Regions from separate parts of the Homo sapiens genome. Here region 1 is linked to region 2. The links are chromatin contacts, found by Hi-C or POLR2A ChIA-PET in ENCODE. All regions are on one chromosome and are shown on one strand. Each heading gives the region's core, a stretch centred on a gene start or an enhancer-like site at or near the end of the contact. The rest is flanking DNA. Distances are from core to core; before and after follow the strand shown.

Region 1 (3,993 bases), core at 678-3,177, 200 kb after region 2:
GAATGTCCAAAGAGTATTGCAGATAGAAAGTGCTTAAGAAAAAAGGAGGGAGGGAGGAAAGGAGGGGGGCAAGGGCTGGAAAACTTTCTGTCAGGTACTATGTTCACTATCCGGGTGACAGGATCCATAGAAGCCCAAACCTCAGCACCACACGATATACTCTTATAACACACCTGCACATGTATCCCCTGAATCTAAAATAAAAATGGAAATTTTTTAAAAAAGAGAGATAGCACTGGAGGAATCTAGAGGGGACAGAGAACTTCAATCAGAGGCAAGCAGACCAGGAGCAGCATTAGAGGTAGAGGTGAGTAGCTAGAATTGTGAGGCACAAGGCAGGTCTGCCCAGGGGAAAGTGAATTTCTCTGTCCAAACTATCCGAAAGAGAAAGCCTCAAGGCAGCAGTGTGCTGGTAAATGTTTAACAACCGGCTCTGATTTGTAGACTTTGACAATTTCCATCATATAAATACTCCCTCCATGGCCAGTTTCAACCTACCAACATGATATCAGTGCACAAAACTGGCTCTCCTGAATAGGTACAAATTGGCTCAAGCAGATCATGGGGACAAAACTATCTGCCTGAGACCTATTACATAGGTTTAGCCCAGTTTCATTAACCCCCAAACAGTACTTCTTGGGATGGAGATGGGCTGACAGAGAATAAATCAGCTGTATCAACACCCGATGTGCTGATTCCCTAAGCAGAGTAGTAGGAAAGTTGGCCAATTTTTCTGTATGACAATTCCCTGAATATTGTTTGCAGTTCTCTAGCCCACCTCTAGTCTTCATATTGCCTTCTGTGAAGGAAAAGGCAGCCTAGCAACCTCCGCTGAGTCTTCTGGGCTAAAGAGACTGCATCAGCCCGGCCTATGCTGCTGACACCCTTGCTGATCCTCCTCATAGCACCTCCCCTGTTTCTCAAGTTAACCACTTAGCACTGTGAATAGACAGTTGGTATATGACCATCTGTGCTTCCAGGCAAGTCTTTAGATTTCTATTCACAGTGCTACATGGTGATATTGAGCCTACGGCCTGGAAGCCTATACTAACAGAACACCTAGAAGCAAAAATACCTTGAGACTCCCTGAATGCAAATAAAGCTTCCTTTGTGCTGCACTGATAAACTGGAAACACCAGAGAAGCAACAATTAGGGCTCCTGCACAGACCTCTCATAGAAAGTTTGGCTTTCCCTGGTGGCCCTTCAAACATTACCCCACTTCTTTTGTAGCCACTGTATGGAAAGGACACTACTATATATGTCAGGCCGTAGCAACATATCAGGACCTACATCAGCTGCCAGAGCAAGTGGGTGGTGGGAAGTGATTGAGTAGGGGTGGAAGAGGGCGGTGGGGCAGTGTCTAGACTACAAGTCCTGTTTAAGGGGTTTTTCTTCCATCCTATGTGTCTTAGGGGCAGTGCAACTTCAGGTGTAGAGGAATAAAAGCAAGCATTTTCCATGTTTCCCCACACCCTCTCTTCCAGGTGGAGATCTGCATACATTTCTCAGAGAACAAGATAAGCCAAAAATAAGAAGTAAAGAGCCAAAAATATGCCCTGAAAAAATAATGTAAATAAATGTAGGGGTTTTTTTTTTCCTTTTTCATCCAGATCCTGCTCTCAATTATTTTTTAATACCTTAGTTATGGACAGTTGGAATGAAACATTCTAGGTAGCTGTTCTGAGACACAGTAAATAAGCCCATTTATTATTTCTTGGAGTGGTCTGAACTATGCAATCATTCTTTCTCTTGGCCCCTACCCTTTGCTTTCCAAGTGAATTGAGTTGAATTCATTATGAGACATTTTATTGTATCATGCTCCTCCTTGCTAAATACCTGACTGATTTCATTGTTTTCTCAGGCCATGAACCTAAAAACCTAACTGGCAGAAGGAAGTGTGTTCTTTTCCAGTGCACATCCATCCCACAGGAGGGGTTTCCGAGTGTATGCTACTGTTCCAAATGCCTGGCTATTGATCCTGATATTGCACAATTTTTCAATAAAGATCTTAATCACACAGACATAAATTGGCAGACATACTGCGAGAGAGATGCAGATGGCTTCTCTGACTAGAAATGCCTGCAGGCAATCGCATACCACGTCAGGGAGCTTATCATTCCTTAAATATTTATGTTTGTTTCCTCCATTATGAAATTACCACATCCCTCTCAAGAATCCTACCAAATATGTCTACTGTCCGAGGGGATTTCTTTTTCTTTTACTGTGGCTTTCCAGATAGTAAGTACATAACTTTAAAACTCACTGAAGGTCTGGGGACTCTCTGGTTGCAGGAGAGGGGTGTGAATGCACCGATTTTTCTAACATTTCTCTTTTTCCTAACTGCACAGAGACGTCACTCCACATATGCTCATTCTTCCAGGAAGCACAGCTCAGAACAGTAGTGAACCTAAAGTCTAGCAAATCTTGGACTCATCATTTATAACTCTTTTCCTTCTGTTACTTGCCATGAAATCTTAAGATTATACAATCAGATACATTTTTGTGAAGTGACCTTTTTAATATACTTAGCTCCACTTTTGCTATCAGCAAAACGGGGACAAACAAATCTGCCGCCACCTCAATGAAGAAAGAATGAATAGCTTGGCTCCCCTGGGGAAGGTGGCATTCTACAGAGCACAAGATAAGTCCTGGCAGAGATGGAAGAAAGGGTCCTTCTCACTCCCAGGTAATTTACAACCATGGACCCCAAGATGGGCCAACATCTGTCACAAAAGCCCAGAGATAGCTCCATTTACTTATGTTCCAGCATAAGACCTCATCTTCCTTTTCTTATCTCCCAAGCTGCTTAGCACATTTTTATGTCCAATAACATTTAGTTAGTGGTTGACTAACTAAATGAAAGATGAACAGTCAGCTTGATTAGTGTCTTATCATTGTCTAACATATGTACAAAATTTAGTCTTTCAAAAACTAAAATGAAAAGATTGATAGCTCTTGCTTTGAATTATGAAATATCCAAAGAACTCACTGAAAAGTGTCTTAACTCATTTTGTTATCACATCTCAGTTTTGTCCCATTCAGCAACTTTCTAGGATACAAATTGAAGAGGCTAGAGTCTTATGAATATCCCCTGAAGCCAAATAGATTATTTCATCCCATATTTTACTTTTCGGAATTTTTTTGGCAGTCTTCTATTTGACACATGTCAAAACATCACTAGTATGTGTTAATATAATTTGTTAATTTGTAGAGAGGATGCTGTGAATTCTAGGCTGAATTCAATGGTCAGAGAATGTCTCACCTGGATAAAGATCAATCAGGGTGTCTTTCAGTGTGTGCCCTAGCATATCTCTACCTGGCTTCTCTGCAATGTTACTTGCATAGTTAACTTAAATTGTATAACTATGACTAGTGTATATACTATAACTACATATAGCATAAATTATGTCATTCTGCCTATAAAATTTTCATCAACTAAATGAACTGTTAGATTTAGAGGAAAGAGATCAGAGCTAATTAGTTTCTTATTTATTTTTGTTATACACAAATAAGTCCTTAATAAGTATCTCTCAGTGATAACCAAGACAGTGGTGGCAAAGATATAAGCACCTGGTGGAGCCGAAAACCCTGAGCATCATTGTGTCAGATTTCCTGTCCTGCCACTTTCAGGCTGAAAATTACTCTTTGATCATTTTGCTAATGCTTAAAATATATCCTTGATTCTTTGTTTAGAAATTTTTTTGCAGGTACATAGTAAGTGTATATATTTATGGGGTACATAAATATTTTGATACAGGCATACAATGCATAATCATCACACTAGGATAAATATGGTATCCATCACCTCAAGCATTTATCCTTTCTTTGTGTTATGATCCATTTGTACTCTTAGTTATTTTTAAATGTACAATAAAGTGTTGACTATATTTACCCCATTGTGCTGTCAAATACTAGATCTTAATTCTATCTAACCATACTTTTATACCCATTAACCAGTCCCACTCTCCCTACCTCATCCCAGCCTCCAGTAA
Region 2 (4,068 bases), core at 1,341-3,840:
TGCCTATTTATGGGATACAGAGTGATTTTCCATACATGTATACAATGTGTAATAATGAAATCAGGGTAATTAGTATATTCATCACCTCGAACATTTATCATTTTTTTTATGTGCTATGGACATTCAAAATCCTCTCTTCTAGCTTTCTGAAAATATACACTAAATTGTTGCTAGCTATATTCACCCACAGTGCTACAAAACACTGGAACTTGTTCTCCCATCAGCTGTCACTTTGTGTCTGTTGACCAGTCTCTCCTCCCCTCCCCTCCTCTCCCCTCCCCACCAGCCTTCCTAGTCTCTAATAACCACAGTTCTACGCTTTACTTCTATGAGCTCAATGGTTTTCTTAGCGCTACGTATGAATATGAATATTTGGTATTTTTCTGAGCCTGACTAATTTCACTTAAAATGAGGTCCTCCAGGCTCATTCATGTTGCCACGAATGACAGGATTTCATTCTTTTTTGAGGCTGAGTAGTATTCCATTGTTTCTGTGTACACCACATTTTCTTTATCAGTTCTTCCACTGATGGACATAGGTTGCCTCCATATTTCTGCTATTGTGAATAGAGCTGCAATAAACATGGGGGTGCAGGTATCTCTTTCATAAACTGATTTACTTTCCTTTGGATAAACCCACCCAGTATTCATTTCTGTTTTTTTGTTTTGTTTTGTTTTATTTTGTTTTGAGATGGAGTCTCGCTCTGTCACCCAGGCTGGAGTGCAGTGGTGGGATCTCGGCTCACTGCAGCCTCCACCTCCCAGATTCAAGCGATTCTCCTGCCTCAGCCTCCCAAGTAAGTGGGACTACAGGCACCCGCCACCATGCCTGGCTAATTTTTGTATTTTTAGTAGAGACGGGGTTTCACTGTGTTGGCCAGGCTGGTCTCGAACTCCTGACCTTGTGATCTGCCCGCCTTGGCCTCCCAAAGTGCTGGGATTACAGGTGTGAGCCACTGCACCCAGCCTCATTTCTGTTTTTGACAGACCAAAAGAGGGAAAGGGCTCCTATGTGATCTGGAGGGGATGGAATGGGTTCCTATACCTGAACCTAACCCCGGTGCTGAATGACTCTAGAGTCGATGAATAAATATACTAGCCCTTCAGTGAATAATAACAGAAATTCAAGTCAGGTACTGCCTTCAGGTCCTGCAGGATACTTTAGGGGCAGACAGGATTCTTGAAACTTCTTATACTATGCCAGGCAAAGCACATCGGCTCTACTGCTTATATTCCTAGAAAAGGAATGCCTGCCATTGCCTGCTCTGCCCACATCCCCTTCTGAGAGAAACAGCTCTAAACAGCCATATAGGATAGGATACCCCATGATTTTACCCCATCCCCTCCATCTACAGCACTTGTGAACATGTGGCCAGAGGTCAGGCAGTCCATCCAGACTTCTGGTCTGGCTCATGAAGATGAACTTTGTATGGCTGGGTGCAGTGGCTCACACCTGTAATCCCAGCACGTTGGGAGGCCGAAGCAGGTGGATCATGAGGTCAGGAGTTCGAGACCAGCCTGGCCAACATGGTGAAACCCCGTCTCTACATAAATACAAAAAAAAAGTGAGCTGGGCGTGGTGGCACGTGCCTGTAATCCCAGCTACTCGGGAGGCTGAGGCAGGAGAATTGCTTGAACTGGGACCCGGGACGCAGAGGTTGCAGTGAGCCAAGATCACGCCACTGCACTCCAGCCTGGGCTACAGAGCGAGACTCTGTCTCAAAAAAAAAAAAAAAAAAGATGAACTTTGTAAATCATATTTTTTTCTTGAGAATTGGAAAACTGAAGGCAGCTGGAATAGCTAGAAAGTCACGTGGGGCCCCAGGGTCCAAAAGAAACTGAGCAGCTGAGAAGAGCGGGGCGGCAGAGAGAGTCAGATGGCTGCCCTGAGAGTTTCCTCAGTCCTAACTGTTCTCTTGGCTTCCAGTTCTAGTCCAGTGTGGCTTTGGTCCCTGTTCTAGATGTCCATGACATTTCCTCTTGAACCCAGTCACTAGGAGAGCACCACCAGAGGACAAGCATGGTGGCCCACCAAGTAACAGCAGAACATGGAATAAAACTTTGACCTCCAAACCAAAACTGATGTGTCTGTCCCAAAAACCAGGTGTGATCATGAATATACTTAACAACTAGGTGGCACAGGCCCCACTGATCAGAATGGAGGTCTGCCCTGTTGCAGGCCGGTAGTGAAAGTGCAGGTGCATCCTGGCTGCCTGCTCAAGTCAGGAACATCATGGCACTTGGAGGAAGGCCATTGAGAACAGCTTCATGTCCATCTCTGAATGAGACAATGCTGCAAACACTCACCATAAATTATCAAGTGCAATACAATCTTCAAATTGCTCCCACCCAGGCTTGGCTCCTCAAACCTCACTCCTGGTGGATGATGCCTGAAAGGAACATGACAGAGCCTTCTGACAGACAAGGAAATGACCCTGGTCTGCCACACAAACCAATCCTTAGGTGGAACCAAAGTAGTCATTTCAAATTGTGGTTCCTTTATATCCACCTGAGTTAGAATGGGCCAGGGTGTGGCCATCAGAGGGAGGTGGGATCTTTCTGAAGCCCTTGGAGGAGACTTTATAGGTCTTTGTAGAGAAGGAAATGCAGTGCAGATCACCATGGTGAAAAGCCGAGACATTCCCTTCTATGACTCATTCCTTCCAGCAGGCCCTGTTGAGCGGTTATGCCCTGCCAGTGATGTCCACACGTCTTAGTTTGCACATTCCCAGTGAGGTTCATACAAGCAGGTACCCACTGCATAATGTTAAGGTTGACATCTAGATTTTTCACTTTAAGCTTGAATAGCTACAAGGAATACGACTTCCAGTATATAGTAAACATCACCATTTTAAAATAAAACTGTTTCATTACTCTCTTAAATGTAAAACCTGGATAGTGAGATAGACCATGGGCAGGTGAGATGGAAGCAACATTAGGATGGAAATCCTTTTTAAGGAGCTGAGATCTAAATGGCCCATCATCATCCATGGAAAGTAGAAAAGGGAGGAACACTTTAGGCAGAGGGAAGAAGTGCAAGCCCTGAGGCAGAAACAACCTTGACTTGTTTGAAGAAGAGGAAAATGGCAGTGTCAGGAACATAGCAAATAGGGGAAAGCCTAGTAGGAGAAAGGCTGTGAGGAGCAGGCAGGGCTGGATCATGTGAACTCTGGAGGCCATCTGTGTCGACTGTTTTCCCTTTGCCTCTCCACATTCTCTATCCTTATGGCCCTACTCTGAGCCACGGGAGCTCGACCTGCACAGGCTATGTCAACAGACTCCATTGACTGCTAACTTCTAGATGTGTTTAGCCCGGGATGTGCTCCTGCAGGTCTGAAGTGGGAAAAGGGGAAGGCCGCGGTGTTTATTCCCTTCATTCTCTTCTTGCGGGCCTCTCTGTTTCTGGGTACTGATTTCTTCCCATACCCCGCACCCTTTCCTGCCTCTGAGTGGTGGTACCACCTGCTGTTGCAGCCTAGGGCACGGCACTAGGGTTTCCCTAGACCCTCCCCACCTTGTGGTTTTCCTATACCCTCCCTACTGTGGTAAAATGTGCCTGTATTTAACTGTCCTCCAATTATCCTAATTCATGTGTGTCTCCTGGGATCTGTTGCTACACCATGATGAGGTGTGTAATTTTGTTAGTAGTATTCTTAAGTCATTTGGTAATAATCTTTCATCCTGTGAAGCTACAACATGGATTTTTTTAAACTCTTGTTTCCAAGTGCCTAATACAGTGTTATAGGAAATGCTTAGTGACTGCATACACCATGCACAACAGAGCCAAGTGTACTTGAGAGACAACTGGTCCGTTGAGAACAAAATGCATTTGGAGGCCATGAAGTTCAAGTTGAGAGCAGCATTCCCATGCACACCTCTCTCTGGGGAATGCAGCCAGTCCCTGCAAACCCCATTCCCCTCTCCAGGTTAAAAAGTTCCTCTTCACCCTGATGTTAGTTTGAAAAGTTTCGGCCATAACCATATTTAGTTATATTTAGGGAGAGGGGAGTGGTGGGTCAAAGGCTTAAAAAAAAACCCAAGAATGTATATATACTTAAGTAGCTAACAG

Evidence for each region. A loop is a pair of places that touch in the nucleus more often than their neighbours do. ChIA-PET counts read pairs that join two places held with the same protein, here RNA polymerase II (POLR2A).
Region 1: a loop to region 2 is called in a map of PC-9, with 14 times the contacts of the local background. The contact joins two enhancer-like sites. A Hi-C loop is called at or near these places in 1 of 168 maps with a recorded cell type or tissue (PC-9). POLR2A ChIA-PET finds 5 or more read pairs at or near these places in 1 of 52 experiments (IMR-90).

Annotation. Positions count from the first base shown.
Region 1 is chr14:34,111,309-34,115,301 of GRCh38, forward strand. All of the region lies in intron 4 of LOC102724945 (a long non-coding RNA gene), which reads right to left. Among named protein-coding and RNA genes, the nearest start is that of EGLN3-AS1, 73 kb to the left of the region's middle. Within about 2 kb of position 1,928, at least 2 of the 41 ENCODE cell types and tissues checked have a DNase peak (open chromatin) inside an H3K27ac peak, as active enhancers do; they include PC-9, where a contact is called at or near this core.
Region 2 is chr14:33,912,666-33,916,733 of GRCh38, forward strand. No RefSeq gene overlaps it. Among named protein-coding and RNA genes, the nearest start is that of EGLN3, 36 kb to the right of the region's middle. Within about 2 kb of position 2,591, at least 2 of the 41 ENCODE cell types and tissues checked have a DNase peak (open chromatin) inside an H3K27ac peak, as active enhancers do; they include PC-9, where a contact is called at or near this core.